Linked DNA regions of Mus musculus: region 2 is linked to region 1. A link is a loop called in an ENCODE intact Hi-C map of the cell type or tissue named here. Cell type or tissue: heart. All regions are shown on one strand.

Region 1 (5,000 bases):
CCTATCTCTGGGAACGTGGTTCACTGTTCCTTCCCTTGTAGAGTTTCTGGAGCAAGCCTCACTCAACCAAAACAGGCTGCCTTTCACAGTCCCACACTGCTGTGATAAAATGCGGACCAAAACCAACTTGAGAAGGAAAAGTTGATTTCACTTTATGCTTCCAGGTCATAGTCTGTCACTGAGGGAAGTTGGGACAGGAACTCTAGGCAGAAACTAGAAGGGGCGACTGCCTGGGATTCTGTGCACCATTACCCAAAATGGAAACTTCTGGTTTCTTCGGAAAGTTAGTCATGTCAAATGATGTTTTGCTAAAGCAGACACGTGAAAGGATATGTGATGTTTAGAAGGAATATAAATATGAGCCCACAGACAGTGGGACCTGGAGCATTGGTTCACTTTGCTTCTTCTTGTTATTCTTTGCTGACGACATGCATGTATTGGTTTACCTTACATTGTGTTGCTGAGCTTAGCTTGTGCTAACACCAGAGAGAAATTCACCAAAGAACTTCTCGGGAGGTTCTTGCAGCTTCTTGCCACTTCTGCTGACTTGGGCCAGTTGGTGGGCCTCACAGTTTCTTCTGGATGGACCTGCGGTTGCTGATTTGTGTGTGGTATCTGCAGAGTGCACCGGAGTGCAGCTGCTGGTTCAGGTGTGGTGTTTGCTAGTGGGCTGGACTGAGAACAGCAAAGACTGGAATCGCACCAAAGTACTATTTCTAAAGAGATCCACTTCCCCCATATCCTAATAACCTTTTTTTCCCCCACTACCTCTGGTGGGCTAGAGGGGAGGTTGAACCTTTATTAAAGTAAGTTGAGAAAAATAACACCTACAGTTACTTCTGGCCAGAGAATATATGCACAGCTGAGGGAATGCTGCAGGAACTGTAGAGGATGCTCATTGCTAGCTGGCTCCCTCTGTACCTTACATTCAGACCATTTCCCTGGGTAATGACGTCACCACCATCCATACTCAACTGGAACCTCCTTCATCCATGGCGACAAACAAGACAACTCTTCACAGAAATGCCCACAGATCCACCTTATAAAGACAATGACTCAATCAAGACCCTTATTTTTTCCTTTTCAGGCTGTGCTGAGTTGGCAGGCCATGGTGACTAGAGCAGACATAGGAATCAGAATCCTTCTTCCCCAAATGATAGAACTAGACTGCTCCTTCCAGAGAATAAGCCACAAAGCCTCAACTGCTCCTTCCTTTCTTCTTCCTCAGGCAAGAACGAGGGGATACTGTATGCGCAGGACTTGGTAGGCTCGCCCTTTGTCTCCACCACTACGTCTAGTCCTCTGTCCCATCATTTCTAGAGTTCTTCTTCTTCATGGAAGCTAAGCAAAGAAATAATTTTCACAGGGTACTTAGGTTTTCATGTCTAAAACACACAAAAGCTTTAAGATAATTTATTTTGTTTTTGTCTTATTAATTTCTTTCCTTGCAGGAGTTGGTTGTGGTTTTCTTGGTACATAAGAGAAGGTATCTCCTTTTAGGTCCACTAAGACTCATAGCTTTCCTAGTCGAAACTGGCCTGGGCCTAGACTGACTCTCTCTCTCTCTCTCTCTCTCTCTCTCTCTCTTCCTCCCTCCCCTCCCCTTTCTTTCTTCCTTCCTTTCTTTCTTTCTTTCTTTCTTTCTTTCTTTCTTTCTTTCTTTCTTTCTTTCTTTCTCCATCGTATTCTAGGTACTGGGCTCAATCCTCAGGCTACTGAGATGAAAAAAATATGTATCTGAAGACAGTGCCAGGACTCTGGGAAGTCATCCTGAAGTACAAGAAGAAGGTCTGAAGGAGTAGCTCTCGTGTGGCAAAAAAGCTCCTAAAATTCCCATGTAGCCTGGCTGCTGGCTGCCAGGGTGGCAGGTTAAGTTAACTGAATGCATGAAGATGAATGAGGACTTTCTTAGCAAATCTGAAATTAACTGGGAGAGAAAATGAGTACAACTGATCCAATAGTAAAAATGAGAGATGGGATTGGCTCAGCAGTTAAGAGCACTGGCTGCTCTTCCAGAGGTCCTGAGTTCAATTTCCAGCAACCACATGGTGGCTCACAAACATCTGTAATGGGGTCTGATGCTCTCTTATGGCATGCAGGTATACATGCAAATAGAACACTCATATACATTAAATAAATAAGTAAATAAATGAATATGAGAGAGAGAGAGAGAGAGAGAGAGAGAGAGAGAGAGAGATCAACAAATAGCTGTTGAATCCATCAATGGATGGCTGAGTGAGCAAAGAAACGCAAGGTCTGCCTCAGTGGATACTTTTTCTCTCAAAGCATTTTTAGAGGTAATGGATTGCTTCTGGGTGGAATCCCCACCCAGGTTAACAGAAACAAACAATCTTAGCTTTGAAGTTCAAGGACCCATTGTTTAAAGGTAACATTTTTTTTTAATTGTTTTTCTATAGCTACCTTGAAACGCTCATTAACCACTGGGGACTACAGTGTCACCACGTAGTATCCGTTTCAGACTCTAATGCGTGTCTGCCATCTACTGGCTGTATAGATAGAGCTGCAAAATCTTCATCTCCTTTTATCTGTATGTCCATTTTCTCTGGAATTTTCTAAGTTGTTGAAGCCAGGAGGGGCTTAGATTCCAACAGGCCCAACCGTTTCATTTTCCAGCCATTTCCCGTGGAGTGCAAATGATTGTAAAAGTTTGTGTTATTAACTGGTGTAGCGGGCTCTGTTTTGGGTCTCAGTAACTCTGGACGCCAACAGATGCACATCTGGAGAATTGTGTTGATGTCAATAGTTCCTAGGGGAACGGTGAGACTGAGCCTTGTTCCCAGTTACATGCCAGGAATCTCTTACTCCTCCATAAAGCTCCTTGTATCTCAGAAAGCAAATCTGTTATTTTGTCCAAGGATTTCCTGGATCAGAAAACAGCTGTAAAAAGATCCCAAGAGGAGACGAGACTTGGAATTCGCACCAAAAATTTCGGCAAAGTTGTGTGTGCTGTGTGCCATGTGCCATGAGCGCTCAAAGCATCAGCTCAAAACATAACAGCCGCTCCTATTCCAAAATGCTATGCTCGCACATGGAAAAACTGACAAACTGAATTTGAAAGAGGCAGGAGCCAGAACACTCACCGGAATAGCCAGGCCTAGGGAAAGCATTCCAGGAAGATCTCAGAAGCAAGCCTGGCAGAATTGACTCTGGGAACGTCAAGTTTTGCAACAGGCACATGTTTTAATTTTTTAAGCTACCTCTTGAGACTGGCCTTAGCCATAGTCATCCTTTTATTATGTGGGTTGCCTGGAAAATGCCATTTAACGTTCCTGAGAACACTGCAGAGTCAAATCAAACCAAACATCTCAATACCAGCTGACAAGAATCTTGGCCTGTGACTCTCAAAAGCAAAAATGCTTCAAAAATAAAGAAAGGGAGATGGAGCTGCCCATGGAACCTTCCAGAAACAATTCTCTGAACCAAGGGCTCTGAACCTATTGAAGAACTAATAAGGACAAACAAGACAGTCATTTGGATCTGGGACTTGGGAAAGAAGCAAGGCTTATCGCTGAGGCAATTGTTGTCCTGAGAGACCTGGTGCAGATAAATGCTATAGGGTCCTAAAAGGTTATAACAAGGGAAAGTTCTTCTCTGTGTGTGTTGGGTGGGTGGGTGAGATCAGATTCAAGAGATTTGAATATTCATGTGTGCTCTGCATCCCCACCCTCCATCCCCAGAGAGGTCACTGTTGAGCCTGAATCCCTGTGGGCTCTTTATCTTAGCCCAATGCCTGTGGTCATGAACAATGCTGTTTCTAGATATCAGAACTCTAGAAGACTGATTACTAGAGAGACTGAGACAGAGACAAAGACAGAGAGACAGGGACCTTTTACTCTGAATTTCAGTGTCTGCTTTAAATGAGAGCTCAGAGATCTGGATGAATCATTCATGACCAGAGGGAAATTTTTAAGATCTGGCTATCACAGGGGCTGGGAAAATGGCTCAGTGACTAGGAGCACTGGCTACTCTTCCAGAGGACCCGGGTTCAATTTCCAGCAACCAAATAGCAGCTCACAAATGTCTATAACTCCTGTCCCATGGATGAATGCAGGCAAAAACACCAATGCACATAAAAATAAATCTTTTAAAAAAAAAAGATTTGGCCATCATTACTATTCCTCTTTTCCTACTAGGGAAGAACTCAAGAGTTCTTGGAAATTCAGAACTATAAATGAACTTGGATGCCTTGGATAGACTGGAGACAGAGCTAAATGCAAGAGCCCATTCTGTCGCAAGAGGGACATAAAGCATTCAACCTTTCTACCCCTGCCCTCCTGTCTACATCAAGTCGGTTGGGAGGATCTGGTACCTGGTACCCCCCACAAGCCTTCTCATATTTCCACGTCTGCCAGCATACTGCAAGATATATTGACCCCAGGTCCATTTTTATCATTCCCTGGCTCACAGTGTTATCTTACTATCCATCCATCAGCATAAAACAGATCAAACTAAACACATAGAGTTTACTTAAGATGCCAAACTCCAAGAAGTTATTGACTCGTGTCCTCCATTCCAAGTCCTACAGGTGAAATGTATGTGGTGGTGGAATTGCCATGCTGGGGACAATGTAAATACTACACCTTTATAGATCCTTGAGTGCACCCCATGCCAGGGGGGAGTTAACCATCTTAGGGGAGGACTTGGAGATCCAAGGAACTAAGGATTCCCACCCAAGAGAAAGCATGGGGTGTTAGATGCTGTGAAAGGAAAGAGAACTGGAGGTGGAGAGGAAATAAGAGGAGAGGCAGCCTTGTAAGAAAGACAAAGAGAAGCTGTTCTCTGCTTGTCAAAAAAAAAAAGTGTGTATGTGTGTGTGTGTGTGTGTGTGTGTGTGTGTGTGTGTGTATGTGTGTGTGTGTGATATTGATTCAGAGACCATACATCAGTGCTCAGTCCTGATTTTTAAAAAAAAGAAAAAAGAAAAGCAACACAGGATTAAGGTAAATAGAAAAAAAAAAACACCCAAGAGACCGACATTC
Region 2 (5,000 bases), 320 kb before region 1:
AAGAATGTTTTGTTCAGGGTTACCCTCTTGGGATATACCTTTTGTTTTCAGAAAGAGTTTCAGGAAATGACAGCAATCCCACCAGCCAGTAGCCATCCGGCTATACATTCCTGCATCCGAATATCGAGTGCTGCGTCCTAATATTGAGGAATATTGTAAATCTTGTGATGACATTTGTGGTCAGCTTTATTTAGGCCTAAGGCCCAGTTTTCTGTGAAGCACTCTGAATACAGTTAGGTGCTTATCTTCTACTCTTTCTGACAAGGTTCTCTGAATTACAGGTTAGCTGTCTAACTAGTCTTAGGCACCAACTGGCTAGTCAGCCTTCTCAAGGAAGAAACATACTTATGGGAGTGAGAGTCATTGCAGCCTGCAGGCTTTGCTGGCATGCCTCAGGGAGAGAAGGGAGCACGGGTCTTACACACTTAATAATTGATCAGAATTGGCAACTATTCAGGAGTCTGAGATAAATACTTTATTATCAAATATATACATACATATAAATGTATATACTCATATACAAATATACAAACACACACTCATACACACACACATCATACTGGCTGTTGGGCTAGGGAGAAATAAACAGCTTAGAGGACTCTGGGTTAGATCTGTCAGCCATTGGCTAAATGCATGCTTTTAATTGAAGCAAGACTGTTCCATTAACTAAGTGAATTATAATTAAAATGTTGATATAAAATTAAAATCCTATATCCTGTGCTGGGATTGGCTGCAGAGATAAATGTTAAGCAAAATTCATGGTTCCTGTCCCACAGAGCTTGCCATCAAAAGTGACTTTTAAATAATTATAAATATATGGAATTGTGGATTGAGTAGTTCCCTATGCAACAGGTCCCCTTAAAAAGAAGACATATTTGGGAGGTACATGGTTTCTAAAGGATAAATGAATTAATTCAGAAATGGATTGGGAAGGAAGAATTAGGTAGGCACAAGGACATTTTGGTGGTTTGAATATGCTTGGCGCAGTGAGTGGTACTCTTAGGAGGTGTGGCCTTGTTGGAGTAGGTATGGTCTTGTTGGAGGAAGTGTGTCACTGTGGATGTGGGCTCCTCCTCCTAGCTGCCAGGCAGCCAGTCTTCCAATGGCTTTTGGAACAAGATTTAGAACTCTTAGCTCCTCTTTATATGCCTTGAAGATACTGGACTGAACTTCTGAGCCTGTAAACCAGCCCCAATTAAATGTTGCCCTTTAAAAGACTTGCCTTGGTCATGGTGTCTGCTCACAGCAGAAAAACCCTAAGCAGGCATCATGCCTGAAGGCATGAGCTTGGAAGGAGTGTAGTGCTTGGGAGGAACTAGAAGGATGCCCTTTTAACTACAGCACAGATGGGCGTGGCCTGAGAAGACAATGAAGAGGTGGGCCAACACTAAATCCTTCAGACATCATAAGACATTTTCAGAATTGTAGAGTGAGTGTCTCTCTGGGAACTCATGGTTACATGGGTTGTGCTTCACTCCTCCTGCCCAGGTTGTCTAACTCATTCGAGAGCTGCTGGTGAATCCTTAGTAGATTTTCTCAGAATGGTATGCGTTGAGTGCAGTGGGCAGAGGGTAGTGAGTGGCCAGATCTTTTGTGGGAAATGCTCTGGGAAAGGAGGAATAGAGAGACCAGAAGGAAACCTTTGTTATTTCAGCAAAGAGATAATAGCAGCTTTGCTCAAGATGGTAGAGAAGGGTGTGGAGAGGAGGGGACAGATAAACAAGTCATTTGAGGTAAGAAGTTGAAATCCTGGTAACATATTGGCAAGGGAGAGATGAACAGTTTAGGGGACGCTGGGATAGCTTCTCTCAGCCACTGGCTAGCTGGAAGCTTTTCACTGAAGCAGGACTGTTCCATCAACTAATTAAATTATAGTTAAAATGCTGATGTAAAAAAATCAAACCTTGAGCTAAAATACAGTGTTTCTTTCACAAATTATCACATCCTGTGGTCTGAAGTTGTTCTGGGGCCAAGAAAAATATTTGAATGCTTAGTTGGTTTTGTTGTTTTGAATTCCTGAACACCTCCCCAGAGAGGCCCACTGCAGGATGGCCCTGCAGCCCGACTCTGCAAACACTTCAGGAATCCAGCAAAAAGGGCATGCCAATTTTTAAAGCTGCCTTTCAATGGGCTGTTCACAAGCTCAGAGGCATAGATCCAGAGGAGAAGCCATTTTAACATCAGTACACAATTACCGTTGGTATTTCTCTATTGAAGTTCATTTTAAGCATCCGTATTTTTACTTACTGTATTGTGTTGATTTTGGCACTGATGGTGGAGGTATGACAGTGGTGACACTTTAGTCATATAAGAGTGGTGGCATTGCTCAGGGTAACGTCGGAAGTGTTGCTTGTGGTGGTGGTGATGTTACCAGGTGGTGTTGGTGGATGTATTGCTTGTGTGATGTTGGAGGCATTGCTTGTGTGATATTAGGGGTATTGCTCATAGATGTTGGAGGTATTGCTTGTGTAACATTAGAGGTATTGCTTGTGGTGATGTTGAGGTGTTGTCCATGATGATGTTGGAGGTGATGTCAGAGGTATTCTTGTGGTAATGGTACTGGTGCTGCTGCTGGTGCTGCTGGTGGAGGTATGGCTTGTGATGCTGTTAGTGGTGATGGTGGTAATACTGCTGATGGAGGTGAAGATGCTAATGGTGGTGTTGGTGGCAGATGCTGGCAGTGGTGGTGGTGATTGTGCCAGCCATTGTTGCAACCAGAATGATGGTATCTGTGATGAACAAGGCATCAGTATTGAGGGCCACTGTTGGGCTCTGGAGAGTACACGCTGCATGCCTTCTTGCTTACCTAGGCCTTGGCTAGGAACCAAAGTTGTGATGGATTGGCAGTGTTCTGAATTGCTCATCTCTGCCTTCCAGAGATGTGGGTTTGATGGAGACATGTAGCTGTTTGCCTGCTGCTGTGGGTGGAGGGAAGGCAGTAGAACTGAAGGGAGAATTTCAGTCTGGTGCGAATATTATGTATAAGACAATTTCTTGGCAGGATTGACCATGGTTGAAGCAATGTCTTAAGGGTGTGGGGGAGAAGGAATTGAACTCAGCTGCATACTTGTCTCCTCAGTCACGACTGAGCTTTTCCAGTAAGACTTCTGTTTATTTTTGCCTCCTTATATGACCTTTAACACTCTTTATTTTACATGAGTATACTGTTGCTCTCTTCAGACACACCAGAAGAGGGCATGGGATTTCATTACAGATGGTTGTGAGCCACCATGTGGTTGCAGGGAATTGAACTCAGGTCCCCTGGAAGAGCACTCAGTGCTCTTAACTGCTGAGCCATCTCTCCAGCCCTGAGCTTTAACATTCTTATGTCAGGCTGTCATGCTCCTTGTCTCTGGGTGATTGGCACTTTCTGACTGTGAGGGTTTGAACAGTTTTCCTTCTAGTCTGGTCTCATGTGCCTTGCTTTCTGTTTCTCCACAATCCTGCCATCCGGTGGGTCATCAGTTATTGTTGACTTACTGTTTTTTTATGTCTTTGTTCCTTTCATGAAAATACAGAGCCTAGGGCTGGAGAGATGGTTTGGCAATAGACAGCACTGGCTGCTCTCCGGAGGACTTAGTTTGATTCCCAGCACCCACATGATGGCCACAAGCATTTGTAACTCCATTCCCCGAGGATCTGATGCCCTCTTCTAGCTTCTGTGGGGACCAGGCACACATTTGGTATACAGACACATATACAGGCAGAACATCCATACATGTAAAATTAGAGATAAATCCTAAAATGAATCTATGACAGTGGACTTTTTATGCACTGTCTTGTCCCAATACCTGATCTAGATTAAGGTACATAATTGATACTTACTAAATATGTGTTGAATAAACAATGAATTATTTAGCTGCCCTTCCTTCTATTGGGTCAATGGGTATAATAATGTTAATCTCATGTGGTACTCTTGAGGATTAATTGAAGTAATTTGATTAAACCACCTGGCATGACCAGCTGGATGCTGGAGGGCTGGTGAAGTCTTGGATTCCATTATTTTCTTCCTTAAAACTGCTTTCTCTCTGGTAACTACAAAACAGGTTCTGGTTAGCTTCTTGTCTTCGTATGCTGCTTCTTCATTTTCTTCATGACTATCTTTCCTCTTCCTCTCCTTTCCTCTTCCTTCCTTCCCCTCCCCTCCCCTCCTCTCCCCCTCCCCTCCTCTCCCCCTCCTCTCCCCTCCCTTCTCCTAGCCTAACCTATTCCCTCCCTCCCCTTCCCTTCCCTTTTCTTTTTTCCCTTTCTCCTTCCCTTTCTTCCTTCATCAGGTCCGGGATCCAAACCCAGGGCCTTTCACTGCCGAGCAAGGACTCTGCCAATGACCAACTCCCATGGCTTGTCTGTCTTTTGTCTTCTGGGCCAGTTCTAAAGAAGATAGTAATAGCTGCCTCATGGGACATGAAGGGCTGTTCATAAATGATGCTTACTGTTACTGACAGCTGTATAAAAACAATACAGGGGGTCTAGTGTCACATAAAACAGCACACTGGAATCATTACATAATTCTGATGACTAATGGCATATTTTAATAATAACCAAGTTTTGGTGAGCTGCCAGAGAAGCCAACATCCATGACAGATGGCTCACAGCTGCCTGTGGCTTCAGCTGCAGAGGTTGCAACATTGCCTTCTGGCCTCAATGCACCCTGGGCTCACATGCATATTCTCATATACAGACACATGGGCCCATAATTTAAAATAAATCTTTAAAAACACCACACTCCTAGTTTCTTTGGTTTACAACAACCGTGAAAGCATAGTTTGAGGACCACCATAGATAACAAAGAACTTAGGACCAATTCAATGATTTGGAAAGAAGGGATGGCTTAATCTCTGTCCCCAGGAGTCCTTTTGCTACCTTGCCATGTTGGTGGCTCAGGAGACCAAGAGAGGTGGTGCAGCTGAACCTCAAAGTCTTCCTCATTCTCTGCTCATTGTGGCTGTGCATACTTGACCTGGTGACTGGGAGCCCGAGCCTTCTGATGACTGCAGGAG

Evidence for each region. Peaks named below come from ENCODE experiments on the same cell type or tissue, not always from the same donor. Only the 100,000 strongest peaks of a DNase experiment are listed, where the experiment ranks them.
Region 2: a loop joins it to region 1, with 2.1 times the contacts of the local background. A loop is called at or near these places in 1 of 42 quality-filtered maps.

The regions. Positions count from the first base shown.
Region 1 is chr10:70,812,031-70,817,030 of GRCm38, forward strand. No RefSeq gene overlaps it. Among named protein-coding and RNA genes, the nearest start is that of Gm40689, 16 kb to the right of the region's middle. In heart, a CTCF peak has its summit at 2,509 (motif pointing left); DNase peaks (open chromatin) are centred at 2,771 and 2,911.
Region 2 is chr10:70,492,629-70,497,628 of GRCm38, forward strand. The region is part of intron 4 of Fam13c (family with sequence similarity 13, member C); the gene reads left to right. Among named protein-coding and RNA genes, the nearest start is that of Fam13c, 54 kb to the left of the region's middle. In heart, no CTCF peak of the experiment used is centred here; DNase peaks (open chromatin) are centred at 2,053 and 4,553; H3K27ac peaks cover 434 bases.